2 separate regions of the Homo sapiens genome follow, and region 1 is linked to region 2. A link is a contact called in ENCODE Hi-C data. All regions are on one chromosome and are shown on one strand. Each heading gives the region's core, a stretch centred on a gene start or an enhancer-like site at or near the end of the contact. The rest is flanking DNA. Distances are from core to core; before and after follow the strand shown. Region 1 holds the start of KCNIP4 (potassium voltage-gated channel interacting protein 4). Region 2 holds the start of KCNIP4-IT1 (KCNIP4 intronic transcript 1).

Region 1 (5,099 bases), core at 283-2,782, 96 kb after region 2:
AGGAAACATTTGATCTCTTAAAGATTGTAAGCATTTCTCACAAGAGATAATCTACTTATGCTTGGCTCGTAATGAGTGGGCATCTCCAGGCATAAGTGAAAACAGAACTAAACACAGTTACAAGTCAAATGTGGGGCTTTACAGGTGATGTTCATATTATTTTTTCCAGTCCAAAAGGATTAAGACTGTTCTCTTTAAAATTTCATATTCAAGTGAGACTAGTGTCCTCCCGGTTACGATGACCTTAACTATTGGAGTGAGGAAAAGAAAGGGAGGGTGTCCATTTCCATTTCTCATGGCCATAAATTCGAATGATTGACTCAAGTTGTTGAGGTGACTCCATTTCCCTGAGTACTAAAGAAGGCAGCAAGTGGAAACACCTCTTTGCTTGCAAGTTTACAGCCCTCGAGTCCAAGTTTTTCACCCTCTAAACCCAAACTATGCTATAGCCATATGTGACCCCTTAGCTTATGTAATCAGGGAGAGGTCCAGCCCTTTATCACTCTCATGTGCCCCAAAATCACTTCCATTCTCTTTCCGGCTCCTGTAAAATACTCTGTACACATCAAAACCACCTAATAACAAATCGATGCAACCCAAGACGCTTTGTGGAAGGGCATCGTCTCCTATTTCTCTATGGATCCCACCAAACAGCAAAACATTTCTCCCTGCTTTCGCAGAACGCACGTTTCTCTGAAAGCCAAGCTCCTAACACAGTGCCCGATACCTTAACAAGGCTGTACTGTATATAAATTATTTGCAAGTGTCACTGAGGACCATTTTCTCTGAACACACTAAACTGAAGCTAGCCATAAAACAAGCCATACGCTCCTGCTTTAGAATCTGACATGGGCAAGATGCCGCCAGTATATTACCAGGGGACAAAAATACAGTTGTAATGAAGAAACGTGTGGGGGCATGAAGGAAAAGTGGAAGGCGAGGATCAATACTATTTCAGCTCATTAATCCCCAGGTGTTAGGGGAAGGAAGCGTGCGGTCTGGAGTCATCTGGCAGATGCATAAACAACCTCGGAAATTTTCAGAGAAGGCAAAAGTACGCACAGGATCGCAGGGGACCCTGCCACCGGCGAGTTTCAAACACACTTCAAACATCTTTTCTTCCCCGACCTGGATCTTGCATGCACCCCCCTCTCCTTTGCACCCCATTCCTGCCGCTCCCACCTCCCCTTCCCAGTCCCGCCAGGTGACTGTGTCTCATGCAGCGAAGGCAACAAGCGTCCCCAGCCGAGGAAGGGAAGGGGCAGCCGTCTTGGCTCGCGAGGGAAGGAGGGCGGAAGCGGGCGCCCGCTCGCAAGCTTATTGCATCCTACCGCCTGTAGAGCTGGCCTCCTCCAGCTGAGCCGAAATGCTTTCCACCCTCCTCACATTCATGTCTAGGGACGCAGGGTGCAGAAGCGAGACTCGAGAGTCCACCGGCCAGGGGCGTCTGTCCACGGGTCTGCACGGGAGCGCACCGCCGCTCGGCCCGGGGGCGTCCGTGGCGCTGGGAGCGAGAGCTTCGGCGGCGGCTGCGGGCAGGGCGCGCGGAGCGGGCTGCAGGTGCGGGCGGAGGCCGGCGGGGGGCGCCGGGGGCGCTGCGCGGCCCTTGGCGGCGGGGGCGCGCGGGGTGGCGGGGGAGGCCGAGGCGCCGGCAGCTTCGCGCCGGCGGCTGGAAGCGGGCGGGCTGCACGGGCGGCTCGAGTGCGGGGACCCCAGCCCCTCGCCCTCGTGAGCGCCGCCCCTGCCACCTGCTGCCAAGTCACCGGACTGGGGATGCGGGGGGCGGGGTGCGGGGAGAGGAAAGCGCCGCGGGTGGCACGGTGCCTCTGGCGACAGAGTAGATGGACCCGAAAGAGACCCGAGGTGACTTCGGGCTGGGCAGGACACCCCCGGGAGTTGCCAGCGGCTCTCAGCGGGCGCCTCTAGGACCCCTTGTCACTGCGAGCAGCGCCTGCTCTGGGGAGGGGCTCGAAGGCGCCGCGCCTTCTCAACGCGCCGCTGCGTCCCCCAGGGGCTCCAACTTGGACAGCTAGACTGGAAATACTGCTGCACAAAGTTAGGCTGAGTTCGAAGGACACCAGAGAGGAAGCGCAAGGAGATGCCCTTCTCCGGAGCCGGGCAGAGCGCCAGAACTCCTAGACGGGAAACTTTCCCCCATTGAAGCTAGAACCGGTCATGCGACTCGGCTAAGTGTGGGGAAACACTGGCTCTAGACTCCAGGTGAACATCGCAGGGCCGAGGTGCAGAATACCACCTTGGAGAGAGGGGGTGGCATAGACTGGTGGCATTTTGGAGAAGCATCCATGTGGGGGGTTTCATTTGAGATCTCCCAGGCAGGTCAACCAGGAGGTATCGCTCACCACCCGCAAGGTCATTTGCCCTTCTAAAGCACAGTAAGGCCGGGAATAGTTGGGAAGGTAAAGAGAAACCAATAGACCACTTGTGGCCATGGTTACTGTTTGAGAAGTCAAAATTAAAATGCAGATTTCTGTGTCCCCAAGAGTCAAGTGCATGAAGCCTCTCTTTTCAGAAGAAAGGTCAAGTTGACCCGTTCTCCAGGCAAACTGAATTAAAATTCCCTCTCACTCTCAGCTGCAAGGTCAGTTGGCCATGACTTGGGTGGAAGCCATTTCTAAGTGTTTGTGAAACTATTTGCCTTCCCTATGGCTGCTGGATTATTTATACACACTGTCACCAAGTGAAATCTTCCCCCTTTCTCCAAGTAGGTCTCAATTGACACCTTATTGCCCTTCTCCCCACCCCCAAACGCACGAGCGATTTACTTAGTCCTTTGAGCCCTTGTAGCATGTATTTGTATATTTCTTGAGAGCCTTTTACTCTTTTAGTTCATTGTTAAGGAGACAGATGCTGACACCCCATTGTCTGGGTTCAAATCCTAGTTCCACTACTTCATAATCCTGTGGCCTGGTACAAATATCAGCTATAACTGGTACCTACATTATTGTTTTGTTGTGAGGATTTAAGAAAATCAATAGATGCAAAGGGCTTAGAGCCGTGACTGGCATGTAGCAATCACTGTATAAAGACAGGCAACCCTGATTCTTGAAGTTGAGAACAATGTTATATTGACAAAGCAATTAGAAAAGTTCCTTGCACATAGTTGGTCTTCACTAAACATTTGTTTTTTCATTATTCAGCAAACATCTAGTAACTACTGTGTACAAGACACAATTATAGGCACTGGGATACCACAGTGAATACAACAAAGACCCTCAGTTATTGGCTGACTATCTAGAAGGCAGAGAGACTGACAATAAATCAAGGAATCAGAAGTGATCTGCTAGGGAGATCACTTTTATATAGGGGGTCCATAAGGGCTTTATGAAAGAGGCAACATTTAATTGGAATCCTGATGAAAGCGAGGAGCTAGCCATGGGCATCTCAAGGGAAAAAGAACTTCCAAGCAGAGAGAAGAGCAAGAGCTAACATAAGAATAGCATGTTTGCAGGGCAGCCAGGAGGTTGACAGGGCTGAAGTACATTGAGAGAAGGAAAGGGTAACAGGAGAGAGAGTCAGAGAGGATGGGATCATGTGCAGTGTAAATGTTTATTGAATTTTGTCTGCATACTTTTACAGCCAATGCATTCTTCCCACTTGCCAGCTTCCTCATAACAAGTCTTCTCGCTGCCCATTCTATCAGATTCAATCATTCGATTCTGTCGCGTGCCACCTTCTCCCTCTTCTGCAGACTTCTCCTAGCAAACTTCCAACTTACTGACCAACTACTTCTTTCTCTTTTTCTGTAGCTAACACTCTTTCCAGAAACCACCCACAACTTTGAATCACTAATACTTGTCCAACTCCAAATTTTGTCTTCTATATGATGACTTCTAAAGCTACCTGAGCATGCTGGTTTGGATTCTGCAGCCTGGGTTGGAATTCCAGTTCCAACTGTGAACAAGCTGTATGTTTGAGGACTAATAACCTCCCTCAGTTTTCTCACTCTAAAATGAAGAAAATAATAGTGTCAGCCGGGCAAGGTGGCTCATGCCTGTAATCCCAGCACTTTGGGAGGCCGAGGTGAGCGGATCACCTGAGGTCAGGAGTTCGAGACCAGCCTGGCCAACATGGTGAAACCCCAACTCTACTAATAATACAAAAATTAGCCAGGTGTGGTGATGCATGCCTGTAATCCCAGCTACTCAAGAGGCTGAGGCAGGAGAATCACTTGAACCTGGGAGGCGGAGGTTGCAGTAAGCCGAGATCATGCCATTGCACTCCAGCCTGGGTAACAGAGCAAGACTCTGTCTCAAAAAAAAAAAGTAAAGAAAAGAATAGTGTCTACTTAACTATTGGGAAAGATTATATGAGGCAGCATATGTAAAGTGTTTAGGATGGCCCCTGGCACATAGAGTCAGTAAGAGCTGCCATCGTAATAGTTATCACCATTATCATCATCATATTTTGTCATGGTGAACTCAAAGAAGAAATGGCACCACTATATTCTACAACAGGTCTAAGCAACCTTCCCTCACAGTGTGGGAAGTAATACACAACCCCTTTCTCATCTCCAAAATATGCAGAACATTTTGTTGGACCAAACTATCTTTCAAATCTTATCCAAAGAATATCTGCCCATGGTGGCCCTACTAAACGTTTACCCCTTAACTAATTATAAAGAAGGCAACAAAATCGTGTAAAGTAGACACTGTGCTGAAGAAGTTTGTAATATATTAACATATAAATATTGTATTATATAATATAATCAATATATAATATTAATATATTAATATATTTCCAAAATATTTGTATGGGAGTTTAGCTACTACAAATCCCAAGTCCAGACCTTTTTACTCGGATTCTTAGTCATTGCCAAACATCACAGAATAATTATCTTTTTACTGCCACATTTACCGCCATTTTTGATATTTGGGACCGAAAGTCCAGGATTTCTCTGTCTTGCTTGTACCATCTCCTTATTGGCTCTTTAAGTACTTCAACTAGTTAAAGAGAAGAGCTTCATAGGCCACAGCATGCTGTGCCAGCTTCTTATTACTCCTCCGAGGCTGTAGCAACCCTAGCCCGTCTTCCCAACCTCAAGACACATGCACAAAGATTGCCACCTTCTCTGACTAACC
Region 2 (5,701 bases), core at 1,071-3,570:
CGTGCACTCAACATTTGTGCAAGATTCAAAACTGATTGTTAGGCATGCATAAATAAAGCAGACAAAGTCTCTAATCATCATAAAGCTTAGAGTCTTGCGGGGCAGACTAACACAGAACATAATGACATAGGAAAAAAAACACTAAAAGCACTGTGAAAGAACACGATAACCTAGCTGTGGTAAAGGGAGGAGTAACACTCAAGTTTCTAAAACAATGTCAAGAAAACTGAAATAAGGTTGAAATATGCTGATATTTTTAACTTTCGATCCCACCCTAGCAGACAGAAGAGAGCCACAGGCATTAGTGCAGGGAGGGAGGAGAGGAGAGGGGTTAAGCTAGGGTTGAGAGTCCCTCAGGAAGGCATTCAAATCCCACTTACACAGATGAGAAAACCAAGGCTCAGAAAGGCTTTCTGAAAATCCAACACTGCATGTTCTCATTCATAAGGGGGAGCTAAATAATGTATACAGGGGAGCTAAATAAGGGAGAGCTAAATAATGTGGATGTAGAGTGTGGAACAATCACACTAGAGACTAAGAAGGGTTGGAGGTTGGAAGGGGTTGAGGGATGAGAAATTACTTAATGGGTACAATGTACATTATGCAAGTGATGGTCACTCTAAAAGCCCAGACTTCCCCTAAAGCAATAGATCCATGAAGCCAAACTGCACTTTACCCCTTAATTTTATGCAAGTGTTTAAAAATTAAAATGAAAAAAATACAAACACGGGCTTGTGTGATTCCATAGCACATAGCTTTATCCCAAGGTAAGGGGGCACACCTTAAGACAGCCCCCACTTTGGTGAAGGCTGCTAGTTTCTGGGAAGCTAGCAAAACATTTCTCCAACCAAATTGCGGAAAAGCTATATATACCACGTACACTAATAATAAAAAATTGCCAACATGAATCTCCAAGCTTTAGTTTTTTAAATTGTCAGATGGGTGCATAGGTGAAGGAGACAAGAAACACTGGCCAGGGGAGACTCTCAAGATACTGGAACCCTCGTCTCAGTTCTGTCTTAATAAAATTTTTGCTTTTGAGTTAATTGTTTCATGCCTATATGCTGTCTATGGTACCCTCTTAGTATAAGAAGTCTAGACATAAAAAACCTCTACAATTCAATTAATATGTGTGTGTGTGTGTGTGTGTGTGTGTGTGTGTGTGTGTTCACAGATTATAGAGATTCACAGCTGACAAAAAATAACTTCTGGGAGATAATTTTCTAGTGGGAAAGAAACATCAACAATTCATTACAAACCAATAAGGTCACTGTCAAGATAAGTGTGTGGGGACCTCCAAGGAAGCTCTCTATTTTACTAAAGTCCAGAGAGTCTGTCCCGGGAAGGCTTCCAGACTGCAGCTCATTGGTTTATTCAGCCAGTGTGTACTGAATGCTTTTTATAAGCTTTGTCCTCATTGAGGTTCTGGAAATAAATATTGTCAATAAAGCATGGCCCCTGCCTTCCATGAGGCAACTCACAATCTCTGCTAAACCCCAGGGAAAGGGTGGTTCAGCTACTTTTTAGGAAGAATTCTGGAAGAACTGAGAATGTTTACCTCTTCTAACAGTCTTCTCTCATTCACGTTTAATTTAATTAGAAATGGTCTAAATTGAACTTCGGCAGAGCAAAGCAACAAAACAACCTGAGAAACTCTATTTGTTAATAGGGTAGATTTAAGTCGATGTTCTCTAACACAGTAAACATAAGCTTAAATGTTCCCTAATTAGAGATAGTGTGAACCCAGCAGAGAATACCAAGTCCTATGGGGTGAGCCCACAGAGTCACATGTGCTCAGAGTCACATCAGTAACTCAGCATCATACATGACACATTCAAACTCACTCTGCATGCAACTGGTCTGTAGATTTATTTTTATTTACTGATTTTCTGCATTTTCTATTCATATTTTTAAGTAGAATTCTAACAGTTTTACTGTAGACTTTTGCCTTACCTCAGTTGGTACACAATTCCAAAATTCACCTATCTCACTAAAACAGTGAAGAACCATGATTTCCTTACTGTTACAATTCCCCACAAAAAACAAAAATGAATCAGGTCATTGTTACTTAAGTGATAAGTACCTTAGAGAAAGCTTTTTAACATACAATCACAGATCCCTTGTTGAAGAACACTTTTGCTAACAGTTTTGCCTTGCTGAATTAGGAAAAAACATTCTTTCAAGGACAGTAGTAAGATTGACCAGGTTTCTTTGTACTCTCTATATTTGAAGAAATTGAGCCAGTTCAGTCCAAGTCACTTAAATCCTGAGTCTTGATTGCCTAATTTGTAAAACTGTTCAGCTTCCTGCCAGACTCATAGGGTTGTAGTGGGGAGTTCAGTAACATAAGGCAGCATTTGGAAAGTTGTAAGAAAAAACAAAAATGATTATGAAGTCACTTTAAAATATAGGGCTCTAATATTTTACTGTCAATCACTTTCAAAGCAGTGGGACATTGTAGGCAAAACACCGGTCTGGGAAATGAAAGACCCAGGAGAACTAAGTTTTCATCTGGGTTTATCAGTGGCTGATTGACCTTTGAATAAGTCATATAATATTTTCTGAGCTTGTTTCTTCCTACTTATTAGAGAAACTGACTATATTATTTTTAAGTCCCTTTTCATTTATAGAAATCAGTGTTTCCATGATCATTTGTTAATTCAATTAACATTTTCTGAGCACCCTCATGACCCAATCACTTCCTAAAACCTCACTTCCTATCACATTACTTATTAGGGTTCAACACATGAATTGGAAGGATACAACAGAAACATTCAGATCATGCAAAAGTTACACATCAGAATCTGACCAGAATCAAGAAAACATTATTAATCCACCAGGCCATAAACATAGGGGAATATCTGAGAAAAGCTATCTGTCTAGGGTATCCATAAGAAAACAAGGTTAAGCATGAAGATAACAAACCTTCAAGGTAAGAACTAGCTGGGCTGCCACAGGCAAGTCACTTAACCTCCCTGGACCTCAGTTTATTCATCTGTCAAATAAAGAGTTTGGGGTCATGTGCCATCCATGGTCCTTTGAATAGCATCTAATGTTGTCATTAAGTGCTGCTCTGTGCAAGGCCTTGAGACGATAGAAGAACCATATGACCCGGGAATGGTAATAAGTTCAGTGATCACACAGCCTAGGTTGCTCAGGGCAGTGTCTATTTATGCCTGTTGTCCTCAGTAACTGTTCATAGCCCCAATAGCACTCTGTCTTCCCAAGTTTCACTCTCCAAAGTGTTCCAGTTTGAGTGCCCACATATAACCATCACCCTAGTAATCAGGCATATACGCACAAGCTGATAAGGCAAGATGATAAAACGGTAAGTATCAAGAAAGGGACAGACATAACTGCTCCTGCACTCAGCAGTGCAAAAATTAACAATCTGTTTACTGGATTTTCTAAGGCTTCATGAAGGAGTTGAGACAGAATTTAAACCTACAAGATGAGATAGCTAAATGGAGGGGATTCGGTACAACATATACAATTATGTTGAATGTCAAACTGCTTCTCATCCCACATATTAATTGCAGAGCAGAGTTTTTACTTTTTTTTCCATCAATGTTATATTTAACTTAATCATCCCCAAATCTACATTGGTCTTCTCCCCTTTTGAGTGTTTATGACCCCAATTGCTTAAATTCCCCCCAGTGTACAGGTGAAGAATGACAAAGGCATTGCCTATCCTGTGTGAATCTAGTAAACCTCTGTCTACCAGACTTTGATAATTGTCTGGGCTCTACCCTTGGCACACCATTCTTTGTACTCTACATTTGCTCTTTGAGAAATACCAGTCATCTCTAATGTTTGCTAGAATTGACTCCTAAACCATATTCTAAGCGATTGTGTTGAGCCTTGACATCTCTTTTGGAAACCAGGCCCTTCTTTCCAACAACTGGACATGGCCACTTGGATCTCCCTATTTCTTCTTTGGACTCTGAAGCTCACCCTCTCTAAGAGTGCTAATACAACATTTGTTCTATTTCATTTCTATTAGATACTTAAATGTGTATCTGCCTTGAGAGTTTGGACTGTGTTTTAATCAATATTGGATCATTAGGGCCTTTTCTTGTATCTGACAGTTTCCAATGAATACTATTGAATGGAAATGGCTGTTGATTTTCATTCCCTGCTCTATCATTTGCCCCTGCCAACTCTTCTTATTCTTGTCTTTGACTAGAGATGACAGATACTCCCAGGATTTTAAAGGTCATTTAAACATCGTCTTTAAGCAACAGACAGAATCTTCCCCCTACAGGGAGTTCAATGGAGAGCCGTCTATTGTTCAATTTTCGGTATCAAGCTAACTCAGAAAGGGAAGAATCACCCCTGTATCTCCGCTTTCCCATTTTTCTAGCATGACAGTCTACATAAGAGTTTTTAGTTTATGACTTTGTCTCTCTCAGTCTTCTCTCCTGCCAGTGACTGCAGTCTGACCTCCGTTAGCTTTTCTTCAATCTGTTTTACAAAATCACTCTGGCATTCTATTTTCATCTTTGTTTTCCAGTGTCTAAACCGCTGAAGCTGTGACCTTTCAAGCAAATGTAGCAATGGTACCAGCGCATCCTCTGATTGAAAAATAAAAAGTGAGCCCATAGGTAGTATAATTATTCTGTGTGTGCAGGAGTGGTGTCTGCACTTGCAGAAGGCAGATAATTGGATTTCAGATTATTGTTAAAAATATGCACATTCCACCTGAGCCCTAGCAGTTTCTTTTTTCTGGGACCCTAGAGAAACTTGAAACTTCCATTCTTCTATAAGTTCTTATCCATATACAATTGGCTTCTGGGTCCTACCTGTTCTATCCCCTGGAAGTCGCTAGCCCACTCTTTATTCTTCATTTTTTCTGTCTCCAGAATGCTTTCTACTGCTCCAGTACTCGCCACCATTATAATCCATCTGGACAGTCTGAAACTATCTTCTTGTTTGCACCCTTGCCCTTCTTCCCTCCATCTTCCACACACTTCCTAGAATTACCACAAGATTCTATCTAGTTGGGCTTTTCCTTCAAACTTGTCAATGAAACCTTTTAGCCCACATACAGTCTTTTAAAATTTAAATCAATTAACAACATTGAAAAATCAGAATATGTCTGTTAAAATGAGAGTTTTTACTTAACAGTTCTAGCAGTTCTAGGCCACCATTCCTATACAGTCACAATTAGCTGGAGCTGACTAGTAGCTGCCTCATAAGGAAAGGACAGAAGCTGTTCCTGTTGCCATGGTCTGTCCCCCTCACTATTGTTAACATTTTGACATCACCTTGGGTGGGGTCATTTATCATGGTGCTGATATATCACCAGAAGACTTCACTCATTTACAGGCTGGCTGGTTCCTGGAGACCGTGTGGACTCTACTCTATATCTTATTAGATGTAGGGATGCCAGAATAATAACTAATAAGTACTCAGAGCTACATTTGAGGGATAATCCCAAATGGGGATTAAATTTATTTGAGGGTTCCTGTAGATGAATATAAAGTTGTGAGTGGCTCTCTTTACAGAAATTTTAGTAAACATCTTATTGATGCCAGTGGCAGCCCATCTGGAGTGGCTGCTGCCATGATGCCGCATGCGGCGGGAGAGGACTGGCCGGGGCTGCCACCATGGAGTCAGCAAAAGCCAGGAACAGGCGGAAGCTCCACCCCCTTCTGAGTTGGCAGGGCAGGAGCCTTGCACTCCCCAGGTGCAGCTGTGG

The links. A loop is a pair of places that touch in the nucleus more often than their neighbours do.
Region 1: a loop to region 2 is called in a map with no recorded cell type, with 3 times the contacts of the local background. The contact joins the promoter of KCNIP4 here to the promoter of KCNIP4-IT1 in region 2. A Hi-C loop is called at or near these places in 1 of 168 maps with a recorded cell type or tissue (chondrocyte) and 1 of 37 single-sample maps with no recorded cell type.

What each region holds. Positions count from the first base shown.
Region 1 is chr4:21,947,240-21,952,338 of GRCh38, forward strand. KCNIP4 (potassium voltage-gated channel interacting protein 4) reads right to left here and starts at 1,533. Exons shown (of 9, transcript NM_025221.6): 1 at 1,332-1,533. The coding sequence starts at 1,392. RefSeq lists enhancers at 1,480-1,980, 1,981-2,481.
Region 2 is chr4:21,850,868-21,856,568 of GRCh38, forward strand. KCNIP4-IT1 (KCNIP4 intronic transcript 1) reads right to left here and starts at 2,321. Exons shown (of 1, transcript NR_002813.1): 1 at 1-2,321. The region is part of intron 1 of KCNIP4 (potassium voltage-gated channel interacting protein 4); the gene reads right to left.